Linked DNA regions of Homo sapiens: region 2 is linked to region 1. The links are chromatin loops, found by intact Hi-C in ENCODE. Cell type or tissue: GM12878. All regions are shown on one strand.

Region 1 (5,000 bases):
ATTTTTTGTATTTTTAGTAGAGACAGGGTTTCACCATGTTGGCCAGACTGGTCTTGAACTCCCAAACTCAGGTGATCCGCCTGCCTTGGCCTCTCAAAGTGCTGGGATTACAGGAGTGAGCCACCATGCTTGGCTCTTCTATTTTGAAGTTCAATACTTGGAAAACTTAAGCAGCTATGTCAGGCTCAAGGTCAGGTGAGCTATAGTCAACGTCTGTGCTCTTCCATTCTACCAAGTCCCCTGTCTTTTGGAAGGTGCCGAGACCAGCTCAGTTGGGGAGACCCTAACCCAATGGTGCTAGAGGAATTAAAGACACACACACAGAAATATAGAGGTGTGAAGTGGGAAATCAGGGGTCTCACAGCCTTCAGAGCTGAGAGCCCTGAACAGAGATTTACCCACATATTTATTAACAGCAAGCCAGTCATTAGCATTGTTTCTATAGATGTTAAATTAACTAAAAGTATCCCCTATGGGAAACGAAGGGATGGGCCAAATCAAAGGAATAGGTTGGGCTAGTTAACTGCAGCAGGAGCATGTCCTTAAGACACAGATTGCTCACGCTATTGTTTGTGGCTTAAGAATGTCTTTAAGCAGTTTTCCACCCTGGGCGGGCCGGGTGTTCCTTGCCCTCATCCCGTAAACATACAACCTTCCAGCTTGGGTGTTAGGGCCATTATGAACATGTTACAGTGCTGCAGAGATTTTGTATATGGCTAGTTTTGGGGCCAGCTTATGGCCAGATTTTGGGGGGCTTGCTCCTAACTGGAAGTTTTATTCTCAGCAGTTACTATTTATTGACTCCCTGGGGTCTTGCGCTGGGCTCTGTTTTTCTGAGCCAATCTGAGCTATCCAGATGGGATCAGGTAAAACAGCTGAGTAAGTCTCTCCTTGGCGTTCCAGGGCTCTTAATTCCCCCTATTTCCAGCCCCTCCTTTGCCCTCTGTATGCCTCCTTCTGGCATTCAGCCACCTACCAAATAATTCCATGGGTCGCATCAACCCACCAGCCCCTCATTAGAGATTAACCTAATTTCTGGAACAAGAAAGTAAAATAAAGTCAGTGGAAAAGGCCCTACTTTTTGTCACCTGTGTTAGGCCATAGCCAGGGAAAGGATCCCTTCCTCTTTATACATTGAAAGTGGAGAAAGGTTAGTTTCATACCAGTAGTTGGCTTCTGGACTCCTACATCTCCTGCAGCCTCCCAGATCCCTTCAGATCTGTTCCTTTCAAGGACCTCCCTTGTTCTTGAGCTTCTCCAGAAGCCAGAAACCCCACAGTAAGCCCTTTAGTCCTGCAACTGAGTGTGTATTTAGGGCCAATTCCCTCCCCTACTCCCACAGAACCTCTGGGTCTCCCAGAATTCATAAGTCTCTGCATCAGGATAAGATTCTGCCTCATCTACCAATGGTGTCATTTCTGAAATTTTAGCCAAAAGAATGAAAACTCTCAGTTATAAGGAAATTAAAAAATGATTATGTGTAGTTGAAGATATGGCATTTCCTAATTTAAGCTACACAATTTATATAAACAAAGTGTACTCCAAAACATTTTTCTTCATGTTAAAAATGGTGCTCATGCTTGATAATGCTTAAATTAGGAGTCCTCTCAGGAGTATTTGTGTTTTTCATAGCACAAGACTTGGAAAGTTTCTGACACTGGCAAAGTTTAGTTATCCTCCTTTCATCAAGCAAGTCAAAGGGACTTGGCTCACTAAAACATTTGTGAGGGGAAGAGATAAAAAGCAGAGGGTAAACTGGGTCTATCGATGCCTCCATTGTCTTCCATCATTAACCTCTCCAGTAACCTAATTTATTAAGCTTCTTCTCTACTTTTGTCCTATAATTTATTAAACTGGTGTCAGGCATACATGGTTCTAGAGGAAGACTGCCCTTTCACACCCAGACCCTCTATGCGTGCCCTCTGAAGCTCTTCACAATGTGACCTACCCTATTTCTTCAGTCCTTTTGATTTCTACTTCCATAAGTTATCCCATCACTACTCAGCAAGCAGCCCCTCTATATCTATTCCTGCTGTCAGTTACCGTCTCCTGTCTTCCTCTTTACCTGTTAACATCCCATCCCTAGTGCCCATCCACCAGGAAGCCATTTCTAACCTTCCATGTTGGATTTGCCTTTCCCTCCTCTGAACTTGCAAACCCCTTTCCAGATGTGGTGGAGAACCCTCTGGTCTGGCGCTCAGGACACTAGGATATCATTACAGCACTGATACTTGGCTCCCTCTGTGCTTTTTCTCTAAATGACAATGATACTATTTTCACTTCCTCCTTCCCACGGTTATTAAAAATATACAGGAATCTATACTAATAGCAGACATGAGATTTATATACGTGTATTCTGAGCATGTACACCTTTTCTTTTGACTTATTTGTAGGTTTTTTTTGAGGACAGGTAACTGGACCTCAGTCATCTTTGTGTCCCCCAAAGATAATGGCCTACACATAGCCTAGAAAATAGTAGGTGCTCAATACAATTGTATTTATTTATACCAGTGGTTTTCAACCATGGGTGATTTGCACCTCCCATCCGCCCTGCCCCACCCAACCACCACCTGCCTGAGACATATGGCAATGTCTAGTAACAGTTTTAGTTTCTACAATTCAGGGAGATGGCAGAGAATTGCTACTGGCATCTAGTGGGTAGAGGCCAGGGAAGCCGCTAAGCATCCTACAATGCACAGGACAGGCCCTGCCTTCCCTAACTTTCAACAAGAAGTTATTCGGCCCAATGGTGGCAAGGCTGAGAAACTCTGATTTATACCCTTGATCTTAAGGAGATTTGAGCCATTTACAAACTCACATATGCAATAAGATACCAAATGCAAAATGAAGAAATCAGGCACAGGAAAAATAAAGCCTAGAGCAGCTTTAGTGCGTGCTTTAAGGTTCCTATACAATGCTAGACATCACTGCACATTAGACCCTGAGCTTCTGATCAGGCAAAGCAAAGAGGGAACACAAATATTTAGGAGATTGGCCATGTCCATAAAAGACAAACAAATTAAAACCTAGAGAAATTTCTCGTCAAAATGGAGGTGATGCATGAAAAAGAGTGATCTAAGCCTTTAACAGTAGTTCTATAATAACTAGAACAGACATTTCCTAATGTAGGCTTAAAGAGTATGGAGGGATTACAGTATGAGCACTGAAAGTAACGTATGAGAAGCTAAAATGATCCCATCCAAGTACTTATCTGTCTGATAATCTGAGATAATTCAAGATTAAAAATCAGATTTTTAAAGACTTTTTTGATACAGAGTCTTGCTCTGTGATCCAGGCTGGAGTGCAGTGGTGCCATCTCAGCTCACTGCAAACTCCACCTCCTGGGTTCAAGCAATTCTCGTGCCTCAGCCTCCCGAGTGGCTGGAATTACAGGCGTGTGCCACCATGCCTGGCTAATTTTTGTATTTTTAGTAGAGAATGGATTTCACTATGTTGGCCAGGCTGCTCTCCAACAGCTGGCCTCAAATGATCCGCCTGCCTCGGCCTCCCAAAGTGCTGGGATTACAGGTGTGAGCCACAGAACTTGGCCTAAAGATTGTTTAGAGGAGTACAAGGGGGCATGTTCCTTGATAATTCTTCATAAATAGCATTTTTGCCAGCTATTTATGAGGTTTAGTAAGAACTGGGCAGTGGTGAGACTGAGTTAAAAGTCTGGCAAGACCTTGAGTTCAGATTCCCAGCTCAAGCTGCTTATCCATGAGAAGAGGTATGCAGATGGAAAGGTATATAACGTATTGCATTGTTATAAAAATTAAGGAATGGAGTGGGGACACACAGCTGAATAGAAGACCACCCTAGTGTAGCATGGAAGTGAGCTTAAGTCATCTACCTACAGGAAAGTTTGTTTCCCTCAGAAACCACCTCTGGGGCTGCTTCAGCAAGTGACCACATGGCTGATAAAAGTCCCCAAGTTCTGTACCATAGAGCCTGGAAAACTTTTGTAGTAGGTATTACCACCTTCTCCCATGGTAATAAAAGAATGTAACAATACACCTACAGAGTCAAATTTTAAGTACAGAAAGTCCCTCAACTTATATGGGGTGATGTCCAGATAAACTTATTATAAGTAAACAAAATTATTAAGTTGAAAATGCATTTAGTTCAGATAAATTCATCATGAAGTTGGAAAATTGTAAGTGGAATTATTGTAAGTTAGGGACTGTCTGTAATGTAACTTCCTAGTCAATGCTGTAAAGATAAAAGAATTGCAATATGGAACCTTAGATATTATAATAAGTTGATCTTCTAAAAATACTAATTGGCCCTATTCTGCTTCTGAACCATTTGATCTGGTTGTAGAGATTGAGTGAGTGATCTGGAATTGGTATTTTTAAGGCTTCCCAGGTAATTACAAAGTGCAGCCAGGGTTGAGAATCACCACATTAAAGGAAATGATGATTTTTGAGTATTGAATTAGTCCAACTTGAGTCTTTTATACAATAATAAAATACATTTCCTCTCAACTTCAAACTTCATGTACCACTTAAATTTTCTCCCCAAACACGTATAATTTAAAAAAATTAAGCCAAGGGGAACACTCATTCTATGGCATAGAATGAGGTGTTGCTTGGTTCTAAAAATGAATGAATGAATGAATGAATGAATGAATAATATGCTCAATGAAGAAAATCTGAGAATTACCAAAATATCAAAACAAAAAACCTCTAGCAATTCCACCATACAAAGCTTAACTACTTGTGACATTTTCAATGTATGTCTTTCCATTTAATCCATTAAAACAGTAATTAGTGTGTAGGACCAGTTTTTAATGAGGATATTCCCAATTGAGGCAATAAAACCATTTCTCCTGCAATGTGGAGAAGGCTGCTTTCCTTTCTGTTTGTTTTACATGGAGAGCAAGCATTCATCTCTTTTAAAACTGGTATCCAATTATGCTGTAGCTCAGAATTACCTAATTAGTTGAGATGCCCCCACCATGACTCTTGAGTTTGTGTGACAGGGTAGAGTCTGTCTAAGAA
Region 2 (5,000 bases), 98 kb after region 1:
CTCCTGCCTGACACGTTGTACTGCAATGACCTGTTTATCTGTCATCTCCATCTCCAACTCCTTAAAGATGGTCAGGGTGTTTTAGTCATTTTTATTTTCCCAGTACCTGCTGCAATTCCTAGCACGAAGTAAATGTAGGGGTTCAGTAAATGTTTGGAGTAAATATACCAGCTTCTTAATATTATCTTATAGATAGGAAATGCTTATATTGAGAATATAATTTCAAATTTAATAAAGAGAACATTCAATGAGAGGATCTTAGAAAAAGATAAATATTCTACCACAACTTTCCCACAAATCAGGCTCACATCAATTTCTTGAGTTGCTTTTAGTTCTTTCATTTACTGAAAAAAATGATTCAAAGAACTAGAATCATTCTAGGAATAGAATAGAAAAGTCTGGGAATAGATATTTTTGCAGCAGATTCTGATACCTGCTTACCTAACTATGTTTCTTTCTTTTCACCAACAAGTATGTATTCAATACCTACACCGCACCAAGTGCTATGCTAAATGCTGGGCCACAATTTATTAACTGGAGACCATAGGAGGCTCTCAACGTATTCTTGGTTGAATTAATGCTGCTGAAATAAGTAAGTGCCGGATTAGAATCCTATGGTAGCCCAGAAGAGACTGTCTAACTTCTTCCTGAGAGGCTTCACAGAATACGAGCTGTCTAAGCTATCACATACACTTTAACCCTTGTTTTCCTGCCACAGAGTGCTTCCTACCCCATCCCCCAAATTCTTCAGGGCATCTAGATCAAACATTTTTTCATGACATACCTAGATTTTTAAAAAAGCATTTCAGAAAGCAATGGCCAGGCGTGATGGCACACATCTATAATCCCAGCACTTTGGGAAGCCAAGGCAGGCAGATCGCTTGAGCTCAGGGGTTTGAGACCAGCCTGGGCAACATGGCGAAACCCTGTCTCTACAAGAAATACAAAAATTAGCCAGGCAGGGTTGTCAATGCCTGTAATCCTAGCTACTCAAGAGGCTGAGGTGGGAGGATCACTTGAGCCTGGGAGGTCAAGGCTGCAGTAAGCTGAGATGGTGCCACTGCACTCCAGCCTGAGCAACAGATCAAGACCCTGTCTCAGAGAAGAGGGGAGAGGAGAGTGTAGGGGAGGGGAGCAGTGGGGGAGAGAGGAGAGGAAAAAATAATGATGATGATGATAACCCTAATAAATATGCAATATTTCTGAACTAATAAAAATAGCTAACTGCTCTCCTTTAAAGTACGAAAATCTACTATTGGTTAGGAAAATTACATGACTGATTTGTCATTTCATCTTTACCTATTTACCTATCTCTCCATAAAAGTGTAGTTTGCAAATATCAAAGGAAATACTTTTAGTTATTGTAAGCTCACCCAAGGCTAGTTGAGGCCAGTATGAAATTCTTTTCATTAGTGGGTAGGTGATGACAAGAAGTAAGGATCCTGCTCCCAGAGCTATACTGAAAAGAGGAAAAACCATTAAAGTGATTATTACCACTACCTCTTAGAAACCACGAAATACTTTAAGACAATGACATAAGTAATACTAATTGGAAAATATATTTTATCTTAAATTATATTTTATGTAAGTTATCTTCCTAGCCTTCGACTTTCCCTATTATAAAGGATGAGTAGAAAACTACTTTAAATGTTATAAAACAATCAAACAAAATAATAGCTAACACATACAGTACTATCATGTATTAAGCACTATTCTAAGTGAATCACACTTGTTAATTCATTATAATCTTCACAATGACTCCAAAAGGCAGGTATTATAATATAAAGTTTTATTCTCTTCCTTTTTTGCAGATGGGAAAACTGAAGCACAAAGAAATTAAGTAGTTTGCTAATTGTCATATAGCTAGTCATAGAAGAGCCTAGATTCAAACCTAAGGCAGTCTGGCTCCAGAGTCCAACCTATCAACCACCAAATGTTAACTACCAAATGTTACTGCCTCTCTGAACTGTTTGCAAACATTAAGGCATCTAATAAACTAAGATGTCCTAACTAATAATTAGAGTCAAGATATCCCTCCTTATATATATGATGCAGTGTTACTTTTCTAGAAAAAAGGAAACACCTATGAAAATGTGATAAAATAAGACGTTCTTAGGACCTCAAAGTTTATCTAACACTACCCCTTCCAGAAATAACCTTCCAAAGGTATTGTCATGTAATTGATGCTATCAGGGCAAGGCACGCAATTAAGTCTAGTCTCCATAAAGTAACTTTTTGTCTTTCTTCTCTCGCATTGAAGCACTTTGTAAACCGCAATCTGATACACAAAAGTTTCGTTTTGTCTTGTTTAAGAGATACAGGAATGAGTCCTCCCACTTCTTTCTTCAGTCATTGATTAGTAACACCACCCTGGGAAAGACATAGTTCCTCTTTTTGCAAAATGAATATAATCACTTCTGCTTTAAGTCTACTTTAGAGATACTGTCAACATAAATAAAATTATATATGTGTGGGTGTATACACACACATCCATGCACGCACTTAGAAAACCTATGAAATTGCCTTGTGTCCCTTAGGGAATGTAGTACAAATACTGAAGGTGGTTCAAAACAAATTAAATGTTCATTTCTTAACTCCTTTGGCTGAAAGCATTCTTGAAGCAGATTTAAAAATGTGTGGTGAGTTACTTACACTTGCTAACTTACAGATGCTTAATAAGTAGCAAATGAACAACTTTGTGATAAAGATATTTCATTTTATTCCTATTTTCTCCATTTCAAAGGAGAGATTTTATACATGATGTGGAAAACGTTTAATATACCTGTAGTAATTTAGACACAGAAGAACACCCAGTGCCAGGGTTAGCTGTCCCCCAAGAAAAACAAAGGACTGAAAAGTTGAAATGTCTCCAGCGGCTATTGGACGATTGGCTGTTCTTGTAACCTTAAAACATAAAAACAGATACCTTAGCTTCATGTAATGACTCAATCATTTATTTAAACATTTAATGAAGAGACTGGCCCATGGTAGGCACAAATATGAATGAAGAGAGAAATCAACATTTTAAGTACTGTCAGAAATCAAAACTTCACATTTAAAATAGCTTTGAAAAGAACTAAAAATTCCCATCACTCATTCTCTTTTCTCCCATCCCCATCTCTAAACAAACAAAACAAAGGAACTTCCTGGCTGGGTGCAGTGGCTCAAGCCTGTAATCCCAGCACTTTGGGAGGCTGAGGTGGGAGGACTGTTTGAGGCCATGAGTTCAAGACCAGACTAGGCAACATAAGGAGGCGCTGTCTCTACAAAAAAAAAAAAAAAAAAAAAAAAAATTAGCCAGGTATGGTGATGTGTGCCTGTAGCCCCAGCTATTGGGGAGGCTGAGGTAGGAGGATTGCTTGAGCCTAGGAGGTTGAAGCTGCAGTGAGTCATGATTGCACCAAGCTCTCCAGCATGGGTGACACAGCAACCCTGTGTCAAATAAATAAATAAATAAAAAACAAAGCAACTTCCTTATCAGCTATTTAGCTATAACATGTTCAATTTCCACAGAGAAAGCCTAAAATATTTACGAAGTGGCACAATCTCAGCTCACTGCAACCTCTGCCTCCCGGGTTCAAGTGATTCTCCTGTCTCAGCCTCCCAAGTAGCTGGGATTACAGGCATCCACCACCACCCCTGGCTAATTTTTTGTATTTTTAGTAAAGACAAGGTTTTACCATATTGGCCAAGCTGGTTTCGAACTCCTGACCTCAAGTGATCCACCTGCCTTGGCTTCCCAAAGTGGCAGGATTATAAGCGTGAGCCACGGTGCCCAGCCCTTTTAATCTTCTTAACGGGGTCCTTAACAGATAAAAATTTGTTGATGTGCAAATTCAATTTTTCCTATTATGGGTTGTGCTTTTCGTATTTCTCACAGCTTTCAAGATTTTAAAATTTTCTTTAGTTTTCAGAAGTTTGACTATAATGTATTAAGGTGAGGATTCTGTGTGTTTATCGTGTCTGGAGGTTGCTCACCTTCTTAAATATGTAGGTTTATGTCTTTTGCTAAATTTGGGGCTTTTACAGCCAATATTTCTTCAATCATTTTTCAGCCCCAACCCCTTTCTCCTGTTTTTCCAAGACTCATGAAACAAATATTAGATCATTTGTTATAGTTCAAAGGTCTTCAATTTTTCAGTCTATTTTCTGTTTTCCAGATGGTGTCATTTCTATTATTCTATCTCCAGTTCACTGATTCCTTCCTCTGTCCCCTCCATTCTGCTGTTGGGCCCATCCACTGAATTATTATTACAATTATTATATCTTTCACTTCTAAAATTTCCATTTGGTTCTCCTTTATATTTTCTATTTCTTGGCTGAGAGGTGGTATTTTTCATTTGTTTCAAGAATGTTTGTAATTGCTCACTGAAGCATATTTATGATTGCTGCTTTAAAAATCTTTCTAAGAAATCCTAACATCTCTGCTATCTCAGTGTTGTTCATCTGCTGATTGTCTTTTTTTCACTCAAGTTGAGATTTTCCTAGTTTTTGGTATGACAAATGATTCTTAACTGAAATCTGGACATTTAAGTATTATGTCATGAGACTATGAATCTTATTTAAACCTTTTATTTCAGTTGACTTTTTTTGACACTGCTCTGGCAAAAGAAGGGGGTGGGAGATGCTGCCTAATTGCTACCAGCTGGGGTTACAAGCTCACGTTCCCAACCTGGTTTCCACTGGCCCCTGCCAAGTAGGCTTTTTTTTTTTTAATTATTTTTTATTTTTTTCCTATCTGTGCCCAATGACATTTCCAGATTTCTGGCTTCTTCAGTTCCAAGTCTGGGATATATGAAGAAAAACAAAATCTAGGAAATTCTTTGGGTCCTGAGGTCCCTAGCCAGTCTGCCACCTTTTCTCCACAGTCCTCTTATGTTTGTTTTATGTATAATCTCCAGGTGTTTTAGACATACTTAGTGGAAAGAATAGGGAAAATACATCTATTCCATCTTCCTGGAAGCAGAAGTCAAAATCTATGTAATTAGTTTTAACTCTAG

Evidence for each region. A loop is a pair of places that touch in the nucleus more often than their neighbours do. Peaks named below come from ENCODE experiments on the same cell type or tissue, not always from the same donor. Only the 100,000 strongest peaks of a DNase experiment are listed, where the experiment ranks them.
Region 2: it touches region 1 in a loop (3-fold over the local background); 1 of 110 quality-filtered maps calls a loop at or near these places.

What each region holds. Positions count from the first base shown.
Region 1 is chr4:83,172,755-83,177,754 of GRCh38, forward strand. The region is part of intron 4 of LOC124900167 (a long non-coding RNA gene); the gene reads right to left. Among named protein-coding and RNA genes, the nearest start is that of PLAC8, 61 kb to the left of the region's middle. RefSeq lists an enhancer at 2,134-2,183. In GM12878, no CTCF peak of the experiment used is centred here; DNase peaks (open chromatin) are centred at 2,277 and 2,567; H3K4me3 peaks cover 1,629 bases; H3K27ac peaks cover 4,645 bases.
Region 2 is chr4:83,270,714-83,275,713 of GRCh38, forward strand. COQ2 (coenzyme Q2, polyprenyltransferase) reads right to left here. Exons shown (of 7, transcript NM_001358921.2): 3 at 2,783-2,904; 4 at 1,374-1,459. Among named protein-coding and RNA genes, the nearest start is that of COQ2, 12 kb to the right of the region's middle. In GM12878, no CTCF peak of the experiment used is centred here; a DNase peak (open chromatin) is centred at 2,348; H3K27ac peaks cover 2,604 bases.